Regions from separate parts of the Mus musculus genome. Here region 2 is linked to region 1. Evidence: chromatin loops called from intact Hi-C (ENCODE). Cell type or tissue: left cerebral cortex. All regions are shown on one strand. Each heading gives the region's core, and the rest is flanking DNA. Links, peaks and the distances in the headings are about the cores only.

The links. Hi-C counts contacts between places; a loop is a spot of excess contacts. Peaks named below come from ENCODE experiments on the same cell type or tissue, not always from the same donor. Only the 100,000 strongest peaks of a DNase experiment are listed, where the experiment ranks them.
Region 2: it touches region 1 in a loop (2.3-fold over the local background); 2 of 42 quality-filtered maps call a loop at or near these places.

What each region holds. Positions count from the first base shown.
Region 1 is chr9:51,944,891-51,956,249 of GRCm38, forward strand. It overlaps Fdx1 (ferredoxin 1), which reads right to left. Exons shown (of 4, transcript NM_007996.2): 3 at 3,687-3,816. Among named protein-coding and RNA genes, the nearest start is that of Fdx1, 13 kb to the right of the region's middle. In left cerebral cortex, for the core only: a CTCF peak has its summit at 6,647 (motif pointing left); DNase peaks (open chromatin) are centred at 5,883 and 6,641.
Region 2 is chr9:51,825,836-51,837,194 of GRCm38, forward strand. Arhgap20 (Rho GTPase activating protein 20) reads left to right here. Exons shown (of 15, transcript NM_175535.4): 6 at 4-88; 7 at 1,001-1,078; 8 at 3,495-3,561; 9 at 5,804-5,992. Among named protein-coding and RNA genes, the nearest start is that of Arhgap20os, 44 kb to the right of the region's middle. In left cerebral cortex, for the core only: no CTCF peak of the experiment used is centred there; a DNase peak (open chromatin) is centred at 5,741; H3K27ac peaks cover 533 bases.

The sequences.
Region 1 (11,359 bases), core at 2,150-10,149:
CTCAGCTCCTAATACGGAAAAAAAAAAAAAGGCTAATCTTACAACCAGTCTTTGACAAAGCATGTTATAAAGGCATTGAATTCATTAATAGATTCATCAAACATTTATTGAACGCATAATGGTAAAATTTTCTACTACTAAATGTCAAAGGGTAAAGTGGTAAATGTCAATGGGTGTACAACTAAATGTCAATAGATACACTACTGTATATTAGTGGGTATACATGGAAAACTCAATTCAATATTTTCTTATTAACATCTGTTACATGTTGGGCACAGGAGAGGTATTCATAGGAAAGCACAAGATTCAGAGCCAAACAGACCAATGGTTCAAAAGCAGCACTGACAGAATTTTTAAGGGCAACTTCTATGATTTCCTAGCCTGATCATCACAATGGAGAATAAAAGGCTTGCTCGTAGGGCTGCTGAAGACACTAATTGCCAATGTCAGCAGTATGAAGTGAACTTTCAATCAGACAGATGAGATGAGACTACTCACTGATAATTAGCATGTGAGACTGTGACAAATGACACACAAGCAGAAAAAATAAAACCCCTTTGAGGAAACACCCATACTTCTGGCCAGGATAGATGGTATCTAGAAGGGTAAACAAGATTGAACATTTATAAGAGGCAAACCAGCTTGAGAAGAGCATTTGAGGTCACGGTAACAGACATAAGAGGCTCAAAGGAACATCTGAGCTGAGGCAGATGCTTCAGTTTTGCTGACAAGACAAGCAATGGGCTAGGGTGTGGCTCGGTGATAGACACATGCCTCATGTCCAAAAGTCCCAAATTCAATCCCCAGAGTCTTCTTTGAGAAAGAGAAAATTTACATGGAGAATTGTAGCTTAAAAGTCGCCAGGGTAACACATAAGTTTAGACATAGTGAGGCACCACTAGGGAGTCCTAGAATGAGAAAGCCAGGTTAACCATAGGGAGTTTTGATGATGGGTGAAAAAAAAAAAAAAAAAAAATCAACCCATCTCCCATCAGTAGTTCTTTGTAGAACTAGAAACAGCCTTGACAATACCCAATTATGCACTGAGCTCTATCTGCAAGAGCCAAAAACAAAACAAAACAAAACCCACAAACCAAAACAAAACAAAAGGCAATCCAGATAGACTTTAGACTTGGGAGGCCTTAGTGAGCTAGTCAGACACGGCACATGCTCATATGATGAGTGAGACAAGGCTACTCCACAAGGAACTATTAATTTACAAAGTGAAGCACCTATCAGTGAGGCTCAGCAGAGCACTGCAGGTAGTGATGGGAGAACAGGCACACATGAGGACAGAGAAGAGCTCTGGGTCAGAGCAGCCTGACACAATGAGCTTGCATGTAAAAAGGTATGGTGTTCTCAGTCTCTTCCAAAGGTATTAGTCTCACCTCCATAAGACAGAGGTGAGGCTGGAGACAGAACTGTGTTGAAGGAATTCTGATCACACTGTGAACCCTAAGACTGTGTTATTTACTGGAAAAACCTGTTTCTAGTTGTGGTGTGGCTTAGCACTAGCACACACCTTTAATCCAAGAGTTTTCTGTTTATTGTAAATAGGATTAAATAAAGTCAGCCATAGGTCAAGAGGCAGAGCAAGCAACCAGCAGTCAGAGAGTAAACATAGAAAATAACCATAATGAGTAAGAGGAAGTCAGGATGATGGATAGAGAGACACACAGGAAGTCGAAGTTCACCCCAGCATTGGTTGGCTCCCATTGGTAAAATCAAACATTTGAGATTTTGTTAAAAACAGTATTTGGCACCAAACATGGGGTGCCATTTGTAACCATTTGGTTTTTTTCTGTCTGCCCCAGTTCCTGAATAATGACATGGAGGCTTATTTATTTATGTCTAGGCCTTAAGCTAGGTTTGTTCCCCAACTAGTTCATAATTCAATTAACCTATTTATTCTATTCTATGTCTGCCACATGGCTAGTTTCATATGTCTGACTTACTTGTCTTGGTGGTGAATCTCCTGTGCCTAATTCTGTCCTGGAGATCCTATCTCCTCCCAGAAGTCTCACTTCCTACTTCCTGCCTTGTTATAGACCATCTGCTTTTTAATAAGTCAATCAGAAGATGAGAGAGTGTTTGCAAAATATGATATAGTTATGTGAACCATACCAAAGTCCAGTCTTCATTCAACTCTCTGCCATCACAGAAATCAACATTTGAATAATACAGAGACAATCTGTATGGGGTGGTTCTGATGCTAAGGTCCTACTCCCCATTTGGTTCTTGATCAATTAATAAAGATGTCAGGGACCAATTGCTGGGCTGAAGGAAATAGGTGGGTCTTCCAGGTTCCTGCAGGAAGAGGCAAAGAGATACAGAAAGAGGAAGGGAGATTTTATCATACTTCGGAGGGAGAAAAGGAGACCGTGTGGGATCTCAGGTGGAGCAGCCATAGGCTGCTTCCCCAGGCAGGAGATTAGAAATGCAACTAAGCTAAGGGCAGTTTAAGAGGTGTTGAGCTAAGAGTATTGGGAAGGGCACGCTAGCCGAGGGAGATTAGAAGCACCCAGCAATAGAACCAATAAGGCAGGTTGAAATTCAGGTGTGTGCGCATGTGTGTATGCTTGTGTGTATATGCATGCGTGTGCCTGTGTGTGTTTCATCCACAGATCCAATATTCCCTGGGTGGGGGCTGGAGTTTAAAGTGGCATAGTAAGAACTACACACTATGATAATCTTTACAGTACATAGTAATATTATCCCAATATAGATAACTGACAGGGCACTCTTGTCTAGCATGAGCAAGGCCCTTTGCACTGAAAACTAAACAGAATGAAAAATAGTGAGATGAAGTATAAAAGAAACAAACCGAAATAAATAAACTATTACCACCATAACTGCTTAAAATATAAAATGAATTCTTGTAAGCTAATAAAGTTTTTAAAAATTATTCATTAAGGTAGCAAAATATACTTAAACAAAGCCCACTCTCAGTAAGTAATAAGCCTCCTTAATTATGCCTTGAAACAGTAAATCCAGGAGAAGTCTTCCTTGACTCTGAGACTGGAGAATTAAAAAATAGTATCACTAATGCCATCTGTTCTATGGAGCTTGCCATGTTTAAGAGAAACTCTACCTACTAATTAATAAGCTCTGATTAATTTCTTTAACATACACTTAGAAAAATAACTAGTCACCTTAACATAATTACTACTATATATTACGTTTCTTTGAAAACTCAATTCTCTGAAACAGGTAAAAATCTCCACTATAATTTTGTTCAATTATCAAATCTGTCTTTCAAGAATACTATAAAAAGTATTCCATTTAATTCCACCCTAATAAATTGTGATAAATATTAATTCCTGGCATAAATAGACTAAAAAGATATATTACAATTTAGAAATTATATTACTACCAATTAATTCTTTGACTTGTAAAAGAGAAGTTTCATGGAGGCCTTGTGGACAGTGAAAGAGAAATATCCCCAGACTTCATGACTTGTGCTATACCCACAAGGGCACTTCTACTCATGCGTATGACCTAAGACCTAAAGGAATATTAACACAGACTTTTCCAGGTTGTTGATAACAATGAAGCAACTTTAAACCCTTACCTGACAAGGCAGGTTTTGTGCCTTATGTCTGTGATCTCTGCACTCATGAGTGTGAGTCACCCTGACCAAAAGTTATAATCCTGTCCTTCAAACAAAACCAACAAAATCTACTCACCTGTCTGTTAGTCCAAAAGCCAGGTCAAGCATGTCATTCTCTTCATCAGTAATGGCATCTAACTTCTCATAGATGTGATCCTCAAAGATAAGATGACAAGTAGAGCAAGCCAACGTTCCCTCACACGCACCTGTCAAAGCAGCACAAGGTGACCATACCATCCACTGTAGCAGTGCACACCTGGCTACTGCGAAATGCACTTTAGTTTTAGAATCAGCTGCACACTTAAAAGGGCTGAAATACTGAGTAATCATGAGTCAGGAATAGGTCGCCCATCCTCACACAGTCGTAAATCACTCAGTACTTCACAAAGGTTCTGAACAGATAATGTGAGGGGACCATGAAGGTCATACAATTCGAATATTAAAATGTATACATGTTCATAACTGAGACACACAGACACGTAAAGATGCGTTCTGAAATACATATAGCAATGATGCATATAATCATTTGCACATAATTCACCTTGTCTGGAGAGCTCAAAACAACCAATAAGGACTTGCATTATATAAGAGAAAGCATCTAACCTACACCTAAATAAAGATAATCATTCTTTTCTCTCAATCCTCTAAATAATTGGGTTTAATCAAACAAGATGTTTTAAGAAGCACCACAGATTCAAATACTGTGAATATTTGTGTTCCACATTTAGATTATATTTATTTTACATTTGTGTGTTATGTATGTATGTGCGCATATGTGCATCATATTACAGAGTGAATGTGGAAGTCAGAGAACAGCTTGTGAGAGTTAGTTCTCTCCTTCCATGATGCAGGTTTCAATGACCAAACTCTGGTTACCAGATGTGGTTGACAAGTGCCTTTCCTTGCTGAGCCATCTTGCCAGACCTTTGCTCAATTTTAAACCATTAATTTAACAGTTATTTATTCAGTTCTTATTATGATCCAGGTACCCTACAAAGGAATCTAACAAAATCATGTCATCCAGCCAAATCAAGGCAGAGTCTGCTGAGAAACAGCCTCAGACTTCATTTGGAAATCTCCTCACAAAGAAATTCAACCATATAAGCCAGGGCTTCCTGAACTTTCCACTCATGTCCCACTTCCAAGTGAGAAATTTTTATGTGACCACAGGTCACAGGCAAATAAAATAGGTACAGAAATCAAGTGTGTAATTTTAATAAACCAGAAAGCCAATTATTTGATATACACACACATATATGTACACACACACACACAAACACACATACACATATTTATACACAAGATCTCTCAGAATTTTACTAGCCAGATAGCCTGGAGTACACAACACAGTAGTAAAAACAAGGAGACCTGTCTCAACAAGGTAGACAGTAAGAAAACTCCATACCATACACAGAATACACATAACCACACACACATAACCACACACACACAGACACAGAAAGAGAAAGAAAAAGAGAAATAGAAGAGAAAGAGAGAAGAGAAACACCTTCGTTTTTATTAAAGCCATTTTAAAGTAGTGATAGCATCAGGAAGGCCCAAGACACGAAGTTCAAGAGCATAGGAGTTCCCCGCCTATAACTACCTCTCCCGTTATATGTCATGGTAGGCTTCTTTACTTTCCATGCTTCAATTATCTTAATAGTAACTATACCAACCTCTTGTAACCTAGGAGTTACAAGAATCATGAGTATAAATAAATTATATGTATTGGCAACGTAGGGGTTGTGGTAATTACTATTTGGAAATGGTCAGACTCTCAGGCTGCTGGAGGCTGAGGAAGGAAACTGCATCAGTGTTCTCATCCAGCACTAGACCCTGCGTGCTCCAATACTAACCTGATTGGCAAGATGTGCCCTTGGTGCAACAGTGGCATGTTTGTCACGTCACAGGGTAATCAACAACTTTCTGACTGGATTTTAAGCTGGCTTCACAGAAGGGATTTCATGCCTGTTATTGTAAATCTGGTCAAAAGTCCATGACAAGAGAGACCACAGGCCCTGGGAATTTATTGTTAAGCTGTCCAACTGCCTTCTAAATATTCATGTTTACAACCATAGATTTGTGTTGTTCTCAACTCAGGTGGAAGGAGCTTGATTTTGCAGTAGGTAATGGTTAACACAGAGACTCATAATTGGTCAAAGTGACAAAGAAAGTAGAGATAAGGCTCAGGGAACATTTTGGAAGAGGGCCTGAAGGAGTGTGAAGCACTGTTTGATGAGGAGGAAAGCTGTAAAATGCTGACATCTGGACATGGCACAGCTTCTGCAATACATAGCAGCTATGATTGCCTGCACAGGATCAAGCCAGTCGAAAATCCAGCATGGATGCAAGAGTTCCCTTGGCAAAGGAACTGCTGGCAGTTGATGGTTGCTGAGAGAGAGAGAGTAACTCTCTTTTGAGGACATGACAACACTGGTAGGTTGGCCATGCCCCAATTGATGGATGGCCCTACACTCATGCATGTTAGCAGCACTAATTGGTCTTTGGGGTTATTAATATCAAAAGGAGGTCAAGAAGTTTAAAGGAAGACAGGGTAGAAAACACTAAAGGAAGCTGGAGGGAAGTAGTAGTGAATGGAGATAATAAAGGCACACTCTATAGATATGTGAAATTTCTACTCTCCGTTTATGAAATTTGGGTGCTAATAGGATGTTTTCTATATGAAAGTCTTGGGTTAAGATCATTCTGTCCACTTACAATGCTAAGATAAAGTGGGCCACCCACCCATACCTAACCCCTTTCCTAACCAAAACCTAGAATACAGCTATGTTGGAAGTTACAGATTGAAAATATAAAATTATATATAAACATTTTGTTCAAAGGATGATCTAGCATAAGAGAAATGCAATGCTACGCATAACAGCAAGCAGAAATACAGACTTCTATAAACATTACTAGGACCTCTTATCTTGGATAGTCATAAAACAGGCATATGAAACATACAGAAGAAAAAAAGTTTGAAATGATGAGCTAGATCAATTTAATCACAGATGTGTAACTGCCCCCAAGTGGCAGAGTACTGAAACGCACAATACTGAAAAACTGATCTATTAACATACAAGTTGGTAGAAAGAATATTTATTTATTGTATTACTTCCCAAGTTTACAACTGTCCATTTTGGTTCACTTATTGCCTCATTCCCTCATATACAGTAAGTTATAAATTGAGAGTGACTGTATTGCTCACCAGAGACCAATGGAAGCAGAACACAGACGTGAATTACGGAAATGTGGTAAATGCTATGAAAGCACGGTCTGAGGTAGACCCGACAATGACAGACTATCACAGACTGGGTGCCACAAGCGATCCAAGTTTATAATGGGTTGGGAGTAAAGAGAGAAACCTTACTAGGGACTGGGTGGTTAGGTGAAGGAAGATTTCTTTTGTTACCTAAGCCCAGTATCCTACACCCTAGAATCCAGCCATTTCTTCCATAACATTTGTCACCATCTACTATGCATTTCTCCTGTATGCTATAAGGGACTAATACAAAGACACTTAATACAGAATAGTAAGTATGCATTTGTGGGATGAGGGAGAAAAGATGGTACCTTGGCAGAGGTGTCTTGGCAGAGGAGCACATGAAGTCTTGAAAAGTGGTGATTTGGTGTAAGTTCAAGCTTCTAAGAGGTCAGCATTGCTACACTAGGAAGAGCAATGAGAAGTGGAGGGGGAGGGGAAGAGCAGTGGGGAACATAATACGTGTAGCCTTTTAGGTCAATGAGGAATATGGATTTAATCTTAAATGCAATGGCAAATCCTTTGTGGTTTTACTCAGAAAACTAATACAGCTGATATCAGACAATCACCCCAGCTTCAGAGCTCCGATTGGAAGCAGGTTCACAGGTCCAGTGGCTTCATAGAGCCAAGTGATAAAGATAATGGAGCCAAAAGAAGCGTCTGGAGGCTTAAGGAAGAGAAGATGCTGATGTACCAGGAGAAAACCTGCTGCTCAGGCTCCAGCCTGCAGTAGCTGGATAGTGTTCATGATGAATACAGGAAATGCTGGAGGAAGCTTTAGGGGAGGGGCGGAGGCTGTTTTAAGAACATGATTTTTACCAGCAACATGGTTCATCAGGTAAGGACAACTGTTGCCAAGCTTGATTGCTGACTTGAGATTTATGCTCACAATGCACATGGTGGGAAAAACAAACTCCTCTAACCTATCTCTAGCCTTCCACATACGTGTTATAGCAAGTGTGTGCCTGTACTCACACACAAGTATTATACACATGTGGTGGAGGAGATAAGTACATGTTTTAAAAATCAATAATTGAGTTCTAAATACCTTTGGGGTTTCCAAAAAGAAACATAAAGTAGGGAGTTGAATCTACAAGTTCATGATCAGAGGAGAGAACTGAATCAAAGATGGAAAGTTAATCTCTATCAGCATCTAGGAAGGGCTTATAGTCACAGAGTAGATGAGATTACATGGAATCTCACGGAGATACTGCAGAAACCATGGACTTGGTCAGGCACATGGCGAGCTCAGTGAGTGATGCTGTTTTGGGGGATGCCACGGAAACCTTTAGGAGGTACAGCCTTGCTGAAGAAGCATGTCACTGGGTCAGGCTTTTGGTCTATAACCTCACCACTTCCAGTTCCTTCTCTCTCCTTCACATCTGTGGTTGAAGATGTGATCTGTTAGCTTCCTGCCAAGACCACCTGCTGCCATGTCTCCCTCATTATTATGGACTTTCTATATGGAACCATATGCAAACCAAGATAAACGCTTTCTTACCTAAGTCACTTTTGGTCAAGGGAGTTTTATCACAATAAAAAAGATCCTGATACACTCAGACTAACACATTTGATCTTTGTAGCAACTGTATGGAGTAAATACTAGTACTAGCCCCACTCTATTAGAGAGAAGACAAGACAAGAAGTTAGGCCTAACCCAAAGCCACAGACTGAGTGACAGAGTGGACAAACGAGCCTAGGCAGGAAACCCTACTCAACCACACTAAAAAGGGATTAGTGGGAAAACACTGTTTTAACTTTGATTCACAGTGTGTATTTAATTTTACACCAACACTTCATAAAATAAATATTTCACAGTAAAATTCCTGCAAAAGATGTTGTGTTTTTCTATGTTTTTAGAAATTAATTAACTTCTCTAAGATGCTAGTCTGAAGCCAATCAAGTGGAACTGGAATGTAGAGTGCTTGCCTAGCATACATGACGCTTTAGGTTTCCTCTCCAGCATGACAGAAATCAGGCTTGGTGGCTTGTATACTCAGAGATAAAGAAGGAAGATCAGGAGTTCAAGGCTGACCTCAGATACATAATTTCAAGGCCAACAAGGATACAGTAGGTCAGGTGTTTTATCACAGCAACAGAACAATAACAAATACAGTAGAAGGACTTTTGTAACAAAACAACTCCCTTCTGGTGTTTAATTCTTAACTCTTCTAGAACTGTCTTATACAACTGTACAGCCTTATAGTCTATGACTATCAGTTCTCTGTTGATGGGCAGTTGTTTTTGCTACTCTTTTCTGTTAGAAACATCTCTGAAATAAACTGGCCAGGACAAGAGTCTCTTTCTAAAAGTGAAATTGAATCTACAGAGAAAATGCCAAAAAACAAAAAACAAAAAACAAAAAAACAAAAAAAGCCCTGCTTGGTTACAGCTTTCATCTAAGTTGAGAACATTTAGGGCTGGAAAAACAGTTGCTTTTGCATGTTCTCAGAGTGTGTTAACAGCTTCTACATATAGATGTAGGTCTAGAACATGCCAAAGAACACTGCCATACAGTTTTTAAACCTGGCCTAACATTTTTGGCTAGTTCCAGGACAGATGAGGCTACAGAGAGAAACCCTGTTCAAAAAACAACAACAAAAAGGTGTCTAATAAATCTAACACCTGGGTCTCCTTATTAATAATTTATGTTGACAGCTTTTTGTTTGTTTGTTTTTTCCAAAAAAGAACCTTATATTGCTCTTTGTGTATCTTGAATGTCTTTGTCTGTGCATACTGCAGATACCACAATGTGAAAATTCAGGGAATAGGAACTCACCCTGCCACCAGCTTTGCTAAGTTGTGCTCACTGGTGGTCATTGCTGCTATTTGCTTTCCAGTCATTGTTCTACATAAATTCTCTAAAGCTTGAACTTTTCAGTATGGGAATCTGACCAGCTAAATGATAGCCAGAGGCTTTCGTGCTGGTGCCAAGAGGCTCAGGTAACTAGGTGAACCCCTCAACAACCAAGCAATTTGTGTCTTCACTCCTGCTTGTAAGACACCTCAAGGTCAGCCAGAGATGTGAGAGTAGAAGTAGAGTCTCTGGGCCTTGCAGATCCCAAAGCCGCTCAAAGCCTGCTGTGGGCATCTCACCCATAGGTATTCCATTCACTATGTAGCTGGCTCTTGCTCACCCCAGCTGGTTTCACAAACCAACCAAGCTGATCACTCTATGTGAATGCTCTAGAGACAAAGCTCTCACCACCAGCAGCCTGCAAGAGGGATCAAGGCACTCCCTAGACTGAGCTCTTCTAGGAGACTGCAGCAAGGAAAACAGGGGCCATATTCTGGGAATGGGACATCTCTGAGCACCTCAGACCCAGGCTGCCTTCCACGGTCACACAGAGACAGTTTTCACCAACACTAGAAATTACAGCGCTTTCCACGGATCCAGATATGTGGGGTGAGAACAGACCACACTAAAACGCCACAAACACTACTGCTCTTCCCAAACTTAGCGCATGACAAGCCCGTCACTGCTGCATCCTGAACAACACAGGGCGGGCAGAACTGTTATCACCTCTATTCTCCAGACCATAAAAGCAGGCACAAAGAAGTTCCTAGCACACCCTAGGTCTCAGGTGACAAAGTTGGTTTGAGAACCATAATCTGTCTGACCCCAGAGTCCAGTCTCCATTCCTGTTCAGCACACTAGAACCCACTGTCAAAGAGAACTTCAGCAAAACTTAATTAAAAGTGCAGTTTAGCTGGGCTTGGGAGCCCATGCCTATGACTCCAGCACTCAAGAAACAGCTTTTTAGCATTTATTATCTGAGGAGAGGGATGCTGCTTCTAATAAGAAAAATTGCAAAAAGCATTAACATGGAGGCAGATTTAATACATAATGAGAAATGGAGAAGAAAAGAACTAGCAATAGTTCTTACAGTGGGAAGTAAACCATGCCCTGAAGTGACACAGTCAGGCTTTAATCCCAGCACTTGAGAGGTAGAGACAGTTGGCTCTATGAGTTCAAAACCAGCAGGGCATCCAGGGCTATGTAGACAGACTCCACCTTAAAACACCCCCCAATAAAAAATAAATAAAATAAAAAGATTTAGTTCTTTATATAAAAAACCAAGCATCTACTTGATTTAAAATAAACTTATAATTTATTACCAGTAAACGCCTGGTTTGTGTAACTCTAAACAGCACCCAAGGCTGTATAAAATGTCTTGAACTACAAGGAATTACAAGTGGAAAGATGTAAGGAGCCCTGCTCTAGACTAGTGCTTTTCAAATCTAGCATGTGCCGTCCACATCACAGGAACAGCTTGCTACACACTGCTAGGCTGACAAAACAGCTCGTCTGGTAAAGGCGCTTGCCACCAAGCCTAAGAAACTCAGTTTGGCCCTCAGGACCCACACAGTAGAAAAAAAGGAAAGAACTGAGTCCTCTGACCTTCACACACAAGTTGTCCTCTGATCTTCACACATGTGATATGGTACAAGCAAGCCCACACATAAAAAATATGCTTGTGTGTGCA
Region 2 (11,359 bases), core at 2,103-10,102, 120 kb before region 1:
TAGATACATCGCTCTAGAAAAGGAGAAAGACTACCCGAAGAGCATCCCCCTCAAAATCTTTGCCAAGGACATTGGAAACTGTGCCTATGTAAGTGTTTCTAAGCCAGTAAACGAAATCCAAGGTCCCTGTATAAGAGCAAAAACATTGTGGATGAAAAAGGAGACAGGCAGGCTGAAAGACTGTGCGTGTGTCCTATAGAAGGCAGGCATTTAGAGGTCCTGTGGTGGGGGTGTGCATCTATATGTATCTTTAAATGCATGAAAGTCAAGTTCTGGAGAGAATGGAAAAAGGGACATTCCTGCAGTATTTAACATGTAGCCCTGGATAGAACATTGCTGGTCAGAAATCTCTTCTCGGGGCATGAATACTTGTCTGGGTCCTTTCAGGAACAACTGCAGACTCTTGCAGTGAAGCCACAGGAAGAATTGGCTGCTAGTATTCACCAGCTCTTCCCAACTTGCCAGTTCTTCGGTTGGGTGGTTTTGAAAGTGTTTTCATTCTTTGAGTTCTTATGAATGAAATCCCCGAGATCAGGGAACAGATCTGAATGATATGACATCATCTAGGAATCGCCATGTTCCTATGGTAAACATTCAGCCTTTAGCCCCAGTTATGGGGACTTTCTTGGCTGAAATTGTAGCCCAAGAGCTGAGCTTGTTATCAACTGTGAACAGGATGGGAAGGGGCCTTCTTATGATGCTGTGGGCTGTAGACTACACAGCAGCTCTCTGTAACAGACACCTTGTGAGCACAAATGTAGTTCATGAGAATTATGTTTTAATTTGCTTTTAAAAAGTTAACTATTCTGACCAACTCCTAAAAGCCAGACCTTACTGCTTGAAGAAAACATTCAAAATTTTGGGCTAAGAAACTACCTATCTCCTTCAGTAAAATAGAAGAAACTAAGACAAAACAGACAAAGATCTACTGTATTTCTGCTTGCTTAAAAATGGTGAACTCTTCATTTATGACTACGTTTTTCTATTTCTCTCCCTACAGTTTAAAACTATAACAGTGATGAATTCAGACACAGCGAGTGAAGTTATCAACATGTCACTGCAAATGTTAGGAATAACTGTAAGTTACCTCTCCTCTATTGTCTTCCTTTTGAAACATGTTCCTGCTGTGTAACCCAGGTTGGCCTTGAACCTTGAATGTGATTTTTTTTGCCTCCGCCACCAAGATACTCCTTAAACTTTGATATTTTGATTTCAAAAATAATACATGGTAATTCAGATGTAAGTATAGTCCCTTGCATTACAACACAACCAATAACAAAGTTACATTTGTCCCCAGCCCCAAATGTAGAAAACAGGAAAGTTCCTATGTTAGCACGATGAATGGGTGCTGTCTATTTTAACACTACTGTGACCCAAAGACCATAATGGTTAAAGTAGAACTTTAGAGTAATAATACACATTTTATTATATGTCCTATGTACATTCACAAAAATCTGGTGAAAATTGCAGGAGAGAGTTTTAACTTCTGCTACTCCCTCCTTCTGTTCCACCTTGACCTTCAGATACTGTTTTTATTCTAAGACTCAATCTAAGGACAATTACCAGGTCTCAAGGCTTTGCTTTGCTGTATACTTTTGCATTCATACTGACTGGCTTCAAGTCCCGAAAAAGACATCTGGTTCCTCTTAAGAATCAGTAAATAAAAGCACAGCTTTGAATTCTGCCATGGATTTGAAGGCCTTACTGTCCTTGCTGTGTCAGTCTGTCTCGCTTTTAACCTGACCCTTTGTTTTCTGGGGTGAGTTTGTGAAATGTTGTTAATGGAAATGATTGGAATATTGAGATTGAGGTCAGGGGGAGAACTGGACAGCTTCTCCCTTGGTCCCCCTGCTAGCACCCCGCAAAGAACCCTTCTATTAACAGGGAGACTTCAGAAGAATGGAAAGTAAGAAAAAGTAAGAAAAAGCATTTGTGAGGTTATTTTTAAACACCCTGCAATATGAGCCATAGAGATGGCTCTGTTGTACAGGTGCATGATGCCAAGCCTGATGACCTGAGTCTCATCCCTAAGACCCACTTGGTACAAAGAAAGAACTGACCCCTGGAAGTTTTCCTCTGAACACCACGTGTATTCTGTCATGCTGCTATAGTGTGTGTGTGTGTGTGTGTGTGTGTGTGTGTGTGTGTGTATGTGTGTGTTCTTGCACATGTGCATGTACACACAGAGTTAATAAATGTGATAAATATTTAAAGCTAGGCTGTGGTATAACAGATAGAATGAAGATAGACACACCATTACTGTGTCTATTTAGGTTCGCTCTTATCCAGTGCTGCTAAGCCCATTAATGACTCCAGGCAACCAAAATCTGGGATAAAATAAGTAAAAGTTAGTAATATGATTGAAATAGAATTAAATTTTATACACAGAGTAAAGTGGGGCTTTCTGCATTGCTATCTAACCTGCACAAACACAGTGCATAGTTTTAGGCTAGGAAGGAAGATGAACCACCCCGATGTATTTTCTTAGGCTTCCTTAAAAGCTGATCTGCTCAGGTTCAAAAGAAAAATAGAAGTTGAGACTATTTGATGACACCCATGCTAAGAGATATCTGACAGCGTTGTCTAAAATGTATTTTTATTAGATTGTTCCTCTCTGTCTAAAGGACAAAGTGGAGGCTAAGTGATCTTTGTGTGCCTGCTCATGTGGCCAGGCGCAATCTATACGACATGTACAGTAGCCAGGACCCTGACTTTTAATTGCAAGTTAAAGGCAGGACAGTGAAATGCTTCTAACAGACTCAAATATTTCTATTATGGCTGTGTATAAGAATTCTGCCGTATCCCTCCTGGAGGATTCAGCAAAGTCCACATAATTAGTATTTCTTTCAAGTGGGATTTATAGTTTTGTTAGATTATAATTCTACTAATAAATACTTTGTTTTCCATGATTGGGCCTATTCTGTAGGAGAATTCTTAACCCTGTGTCCCCAGGACTGGATGGAGTTGTTCAAAGTGAAGTCCATCCAACCAGCTATCCATTTCTAGAAAGCCCCTTGGTCAGTCTGCTCAGAGCCCACTGAGCTAAATAAATAGGCAGCCTCTGAGATTGACGTTATAGTCTCATAGACAGAAAGGTTGTCTGGCAGGGGTACATTAGACGCTATGTCCAGTATTCTCTGAGACGACGAGGGGATCTCAGAAGTTAGGATCAGCCATTTAGAACCAGGAAGTATATTCTTCCCTTGTCGAAGGCCTTTCTTAGACTTTCACACTCTGTGGGCCACTGATAGGAAGGTCTGATCCCACTGCAGTTTGCAGATCCCCAGTCAGCTCAGGGGCTGTGGGAATGAGGGGACCAACAATGATGGATCCTGGTTTTGAATAGGATATGGTTGTAGGAATGAGTACTACTACCCCGCCCAAGCCAGATGCACCCGTGAATCTAAAGAGCGGAAAATGCCCCAAACTCCCTCCTCACTCAAGTACCTAACATGAAGGATTTGTTTTGATTTTTTTAATCCTTTTATCTCAAGGGCTCTGAGAGAGATTACCAACTGTGGGTAAATTCTGGAAAAGAAGCGGCACCGTACCCACTCATTGGTGAGTGTCTGTCAAAGTCTAAGATAACCTCACATTGCTTTGGCTCTACGGTCTTAAGCCTAAATGTTACTGTATCGGGTGTTTACTATGAACCAGACAATGGGATCGTTTCTCTCGGGCTGCTAATGATTACAGTCAGACAATAGACATTCTCCTCTTGGTATTTTTACTTTACAAGCAGATCTTACCAAGCCTTTTATGATGGGGTATCTTCTTCATGAGAGAGCAGTGCACATTGAAATTCCTCTCGCTCCATGCACACGTCTGGTTTTCAGCATCTTGAATTGCCACTTGTCTTTCCTACTTTAATACCAGGGTTGCCTCAATACCTAGAGTACTGTGAGTGGTACAGTGGTGTACTGTCACCCACCCCTGAGTACATAACATCTGCTCTCTCCCAGAATTCCCTTAGCATCAGAGGAAGTGACACTAACACATTTTGACTCCTGAGAGTCTTCACTGACTCGCTAAACAACTAGTGTATATTCCCCTTACCATTTCTCCAGGCCAAAGTTCCATTTGTTTTTAGGATTTTTTTTTTCCTTTTTTGCCTGGGAGACAATGTCCAGACTGGCCTGAAATTCAAATTCCTGCTGTTTTGAGGAATTAGCGAGAAGTAAATTTTAACTTACCTTATTTCCACTATTTATTTGAAAGTATTTTCTGGTTAGTAATTCCACTTTGTAATTAACAGAAATATGGTAATTAAAATAAATTCTGGTATCTGTTTCAGCTCCCCAAATGATAACCATAACAACAGTTAGCAATTTTAGAGTGCCGCCTGCCTGTTGGAGGCTGTGCAGCATGCGCCCGTGCGAGGTCACTCTGGGATGGTTGAGTATTTCAAGTGATCTTAGGAATTGAAAACAAACTTATCTAGAAAATGCTTGTATATTCTGCCATGCAGAAAATAGGACGCTGTCATGCCATGCTGAAGGCAAAGCCAGTTTCCTCAGACAGGTTTGGTTTTAAACGTCATTTATGCAAAAGCGAATAGGCAACAAGAAGATATCGTTTAAAAAATGACAAATAATTTTATTACGTTAGAACTAAGACCGTAACTCTTAGGCACAGAGCCACTTTCAACTTCACTGAAAACCACAACTCTAAACTGTGCAATGAAAAAACTTCTGACTTACAAAGCAGTGTGGATTAGTGGCCCATTGTTTTTCAAGGTTACTTTTGAATTATGCTGGTATGGAGGTCTTCTTGCCTTAGTCTTTAGAGGTTTCTGTAATGTGTGTAAATGTCAATAACACATTTGCTTTTTATGCCTGTGTCAAGTGCAAAGGAAGGGTTTGCTGAGTTACATTCAGTGAGTCTAAGTGAAAACATGCTGTCTTGGCTTTAAAAATCTGCAGCATGGCAGGATAAAAGGACTGAACCACACCCATGATTTACCTGGAGAACTAACCAACAAAAACTGGGTTAAGGTCAGATGTCCATGCTCTGGTTTGTCAATTCGTTGTTGCATCTGTATCTGTATTCTGAACCCACTACAGTTTCCTTTAGATTGTTCCCTAGGAATACCAGTCCCAGGGCTGCTGAACAACTAATTCTGCAACCAACAATAAGCAAATGTTTTTTTTTTTTTTTATACAGATGTGCTAGATAACAGGGTGAATCTTTGGGAAATGTGCGGGGATGAGACATGGACTCTGTAGCCTAGGTCCTATCTCACTTTCAGTCTGGCTGGCACCCAGGCTGGGCTCAAACTCAGAGCGATACTCCTGTCTCAGCTTCCCAAGTGTTGATATTTCAGGCATGAGCCACCACACCTACATATTAAGTGTATATTCAGGAATGCAAACTTTTGTTGAGGAAGGCTCTATGGGGTGCGAGGGCTCACCAATCAATGGCTAGGTTGGAGTAATCTTTACCAGGCAGGCTTCTTTGTCCTCATTTTTAGAAGCTCTTAGATATTCTTGATGCAAACGTAGAAAAGGTCAATTATGCAACCCACAAACCGATGTCTACAGTCATTCTAAGGAATCTTTTGAAGAGTTTTTTTTCCCTCCGCTTACCCTTCACCTGCTGTGAGACAACCTCTCAGATTTGGTAGAGCCACCTGCAATATGCAGAGGCCCCGGCTGCAGACTGGGCACATGGATCTCTCACTGAACAAAAGCATTCTTTATCCCAGATGGCCCAGGTGTAAGTCACAGTGCGCTCCGGTTTGCAGCACTCGCCCGAGGTACTCGCCCAGCCTGAAGTCTGCATTTGGATTTTCTTCTTCTTGTAGGACACGAGTATCCTTATGGAATTAAAATGAGCCACCTCCGAGACACTGCCCTTCTGACGCAGGGATCAAGAGACTCTGCCAGCCCATCCCAGCTCCAAGAGCCTTTCCTCATGGAGCAGCTGCCCCGCGAGATGCAATGCCAGTTCATCCTGAAACCTACCCGCCTGGCGACAGCCCAGCAACTGAGCGGTGAGTTGCTCCCCCTCCTTCCTAGAACCCCCCCTTTCAGCAAAAGCTCGCATTCCCGGACACAAAGGCAAAGACCCAACTTCCACCCAGATGAACCTGCAAATATGAATTTTCAAGAGAAGAAAACAGAATTTTGGAAGATGGTTCTGTAAACTAGCTGTAGGTGTTAACTGACCTATACTCAGAACAGGAGGCCAGAATCTGCCCCTTCTTCCCTTGCCAGTCTTCCCCCTTCAACCTTCTGCCCACTGCAGAGTCAAGGCTTGGGCGATGCTGCAGGTGCATCAATGCCCTCTTTGTATGGTAATACACTCCACTGTGTGTTCTAAATGATCACGTTATAAAAGGGAGCCTGTCCATCGTGGATGTCAGAAGACCATGATGCCCTGACCGGGAGGGATCCCGGCCCTGATAACTGTGTGAAGACTAATATGATTTCTGCCGAGGTCTCCCCTTAGCCTACTGATCTACCATGAATTCCCTGTGAGCAAAGCTGCCTCACTGCTACCCTATAATAAAGGCTGTATTATGGCAGCTGTGGTGTTCAACAGAAGAGCATTATAGTTTGCCCTGACCCAAGCTTGCACTAAAGAGCTCAGTCTGAAGCAAGACTGTATTAAACAAGAGAAAATTGAGACCAGAAAGTCTAAGGGTGATAGGAAATGGATACTGTACTTCTACGTCTGCCTTGGTCAGCTGATCCAGCGGATAGTGACATTGCCTTCTGCAGACTAACTCCGGGAGTAAGATTTAAAGAGAGGCCACCCACCCTCCCTCCACAGGACAGATTTTTGGCATCAGCTGGGTGCCAGATGAAGCACTTCATTTTCATTTTCTCCATTTCTAACCGTGTTGCTAAATGACCCTGCTTTAAGAAAAATGTGTGTTTAGTTATCCAAACTTAGAGGGACGTAGTAATGAATACTCATTATACAAAAAGGTTTTCCCGCTTTAAGTGTTTGACAAACTCAGTGTTCATCCCATTAAGTTCTGAGGTTTTATTGGGCTAAAAGAAATAAAGGTGGGGGGGGGGTGTTGTTGCAACAGCTTTTGCTCCTTAAGTTTATCCGATCTGTAAGCCCATATTTCTTCCTCTCACCTCCCGATTCTACTCCGTATTCCTTTCCCTCACCTACCCAGTCTACCGCTTTCTCACACATCTCCCGCTTGTGTTTGCCTGCTTCTGTATCCATACATTCAGTTAGCACCATCTCTCTCACAGATGACTTGAGCTCTCATCCCCACTCACTTCACTACATGCCCAGCACAGTCCCGACTCCAGATGTCTGCTGAGCACTTTGAAGAACCCGTACAGCAGAAGGGCAGAGTGGCATCGTCACTAATGACCAACCCCAGACATTCATTCATCCTGGCTGGGCAATCTGATCACCTGTCTCATGCACACCTCCACACACACGTCAGCCCTGCCAGTGCCTGGTGACCTGGCCCCAGATGTTACAGCTCACTGCAGTCCGAGCAGACATCAGCTGTGCAAATGTACTTAAATCTGTACCCTCGTTTTCCCTCCTATAACAGTAAACTGGGTTTGGGGTTCCAAGGCTGCTTGGGCACATCTTTGGGTTATTTTGAGGTGCTGCTTTGGAAAGATCCTTGATTTTATCCCCTAAAATGAGAAGGCCAGATGCTGGTCTGGAGAATCTGAGTATCCGGTAAATACTTACTGGATGAATGAACAAGTTAATGGGCCTTTTAGTAGATGAATGAAAAATTCCCATAGGAATTTAAGGGAGCCAAGGGAAATGATAGTCCGACTCTTCTACCTTTAAACTCATGATTTTCAAGTTTGTTATTTCATCACAGTAATTACTTGGGGTTTTGTCCGCTCTATCCATTGACTTGCATTCTCTTGTTTTCTATTGGAAATACAGATGGTGCTTGCATCCTTGATGCTCAGGGTAAATGGAGGAAGAGTGTAGTTAAGGCCTCTGCTCTGGATCATAGGAGTCACCTTCCCTGCAGCAGCCTCGACTCACTCAGCTCTGTAGTTTCTCAGTGTTTGGTACATAGATTTCCGTGGAGAGTGCCTTCTCGGAACTTCCTGGCTTTTTCTGTAAGGGGCCCAATAGTAAAAAGTATTGCCAATGAAATTCTGAAAAGTATTTAGAGGATACATGAGAGAAGCAATCTCCACAGATTTCTTATCGATAGAGTTTATAAATCAAACTCAGTGTCTGCAGATGAAGAGATGAATTTGGGGGAAAGACATAGCATTTTGCTTTAGAATTTGAAGTTCTTGATCCAATCACAGAAATTGAACACAAGTGTTTCTATGACTTTTATATTTTAACTTAAAACATTTCACACAGCTAAGTGTAGCTAAATACTGATGCCATTATTAAAAATGCATTTTAATTGTGCCTATCTCTCTCTTGCATTACATTTGTAGAATTTTATTAGATTCTTCTTTTGGCAACTGCCTCTTAGCATTTCACTGTAAACCAGTCACCTCACCCAGATTGTTACATGGGTTTTGAAATGTGGAAATTTTCTTTGCTCTACATCAAAAGTTAGTGAGGAAGGGAGGGAGAATACTGCTGGAATTCGGGTGCACTTATAACTTCTAATTGTTCCAAAGTGTTCTCAGAATGGCTTTACTGTGATTGTTTCATATCTTACAATTTTAGATTAGAGCCAGGTGTGGTGGTACACATCTGTAATCCCAGCACTCTGGATTCTGAGGCAGGAGAATTACAAGTTAAGAATGTTACGATAAAGCCAGATGGCAGTGGCACATGCCTCTAATTTCAGCACTCAGGAGGCAGAGGCAGGTGGATCTCTGTGAGTTTGAGACCAGCCTGGTCTACACAGCGAGTTCCAGAGCAGCCAGGGCCTACACACAGAAACCCTGTCCTGAAAAACAAACAAAAGAATGTTACAGAAAAGCATCTAGATGAAATTATCGGGCTCCGTATGATGGTATTCCTGCTATCCAGCAGTTTTTACCTCGCACTTAGCATTTTAATGAATCCTTGATTGATAGATGAGCTTCCTCGGACTACATGTGCTATTGTGAAGCATAGGACAGTAGAAATTAACCCCCCCCCCCATGCTGGCTGCCCTACTGTGTGTTGCCTGTTAACATGAATTCTCGTGAAACAGACCCCTGACCACCACCACACCTGGTAGAAGCACTGTCAGTGCTCTGCCTGCCTCTGCCACTCTATTTCCATGTGGTCCAGTTCATCACTGGTATAAATCAGACTTTAAAAAAGAAACTCTCGAGGGTAAGGCAGGATTGCTACAAGTTTGAGGCAAGCCTGGACTATAGAGCAGGACACCATGTCAAACAAATAAAACACTACTCCATCTTCACTCTTTCTCACCACCTTCCATCACAGCTGTTATCAGCCTAGAAGCCTGACCTAGAAAGTCTCAGCACATATTTTAAGTGTATAGAATGTGCCTGTATTTGCCAAGTGCACAGGACTCTTAGATCCACAGAACTTAAAATTGTAAATTGCTTAGTTCCAGTTTACCATGGTCTGTCGTGTAGAAAATATCTGATTTGTCAAGGAGATAATATTTTATGCTGCCTGGTTAAAATCAGCCATAATTAGTCACAAAACTGTTTATCTACATTACTGAGAGGGGGCTCCTCTAGTTAAGAAAAATATCTCCTTCTCAGGAAATTAAGGTAAAAGTGATAGAAGTCTAGGGAGATGGCTCAGGTGTTAGAAGCACTGGCTGCTCTTCCAGAGGACCCAAGTTCAATTCCCAGCACCCACATTAACAGCTTACAACTGTATGCCAGTTCCAGGAGATCTGACACCCTCGCGCAGACATACATGCAGGCAAAACACCAATGCACATAAAAATAAATAAATCTTTTTTTTTAAAGATAAAGAATTGAGGTCTAGCCAAGGCTATATTCATGAAATTGTGTTGTACCTGCCACCCAAAAGGAGTAGGGGTTGGTTAAAACTGGCTTTAAATACCTAAATTATGAAAACTCACGAATTTTAAGCTTTTTGGATTAAGTTTCTATTATGAAAGAACCTTTAAATTTTAGTCTTAAGGAAGTAAACCAAACGTTTAAAGAGTAAATAAAATAAACGTTCCTCTAGATCTAGAAAAAAATTCCTGAGATTTATCCTCGGGGTGATTAGTCTCTAACGAGCCCCATCTACTGTATTGGAAGGTTCCAGATATAAAAATTAAACTTATTCACACTCAGTACCTAAATGTCACTCCTGGCAAACCTTTGTCCCTTCTAGAAGATCATTACCCCTACTGTGCCTCTTACCTGTATCCTGTGTAACACCTAAAGATCAGCTGTGTCACTAGACCTTGAGAACATGCATCCCGAGGCTTTTGCTCAGTGGAAGACACAGCAGGAGGTGAATAAAGATGGCCCCGCTTAGTTGCAGCCAGAGTGAGACTCTGGGTGAGCAGTTTTGGTGGGAAGTGTGACCTGAACCACACCTTCAGATCCAGGGCTAGCCTGAAGGTGAACTGACCTTCATAGAAGACGGTAGAACGCAGACACCCCTTCGTGCCCTGTTGCCCGCATGCATGTGCTACTCTTTGGGGGAAATACTTAATTGTATGGCCAGAAGGGATTTTCAAGTTAAAGTTAAAGCTTTTCGGTTAACAACTGTTATTCTTTAACCATGAAGTTGTATAAATTAATATTTTTAGTATTAAGCTTTGTCATGTAAACATGGGAAGGATCTAGGAAGGCTAAATTTACACATTGTTTACTGTGTGTTTACCCTTGTGGCTTTGGTTATTACGATTATTAATAATCAGTAGTAGTAGTATTGGCAATTGCATCTTTTGGTGTCAGCCTTTGCCATTTAAAAAGAAAAAGTAGTAGGGCTAGAGAGATGGCTCAGCAGTTAAGAGCACTGACTGCTCTTCCAGAGGTCCTGAGTTCAATTCCCAGCAACCACATGGTGACTCATAACCTTCTGCAATGGAATTCAATGCCCTCTTCTGGTGTGTCTCAAGACAGCTACAGTATAGTTATATACATAAAGTAAATTAATAATTCTTAAAAAAAATAAAAGGAAAGAAGTATGCACTGAAATGCTGCAAAAATAATAATAAGCATCAGTGTTTCCTCAACCCCAGGGAACCTGACGCCTCTCGCTAATTTTATGCACAACAAACAGTATGACTGACACTAAAAATATTTAGGTACATGATTCAATTTTGACTTTATCCTCCCTCTACGCTCATAGGATAACTGGGTATGTAATTTGGTGATAGATCATTCTTACGTGTGTGAAGGCTAAAACCAAATATGAGAGTTTTGTAAAAATAGGTTAGGAGGTACAAACCAGACAGAAAAATTGTCATTCATGCTCTACAGACATTTGCGTGGTTTGATGGGCAAATTCCTCC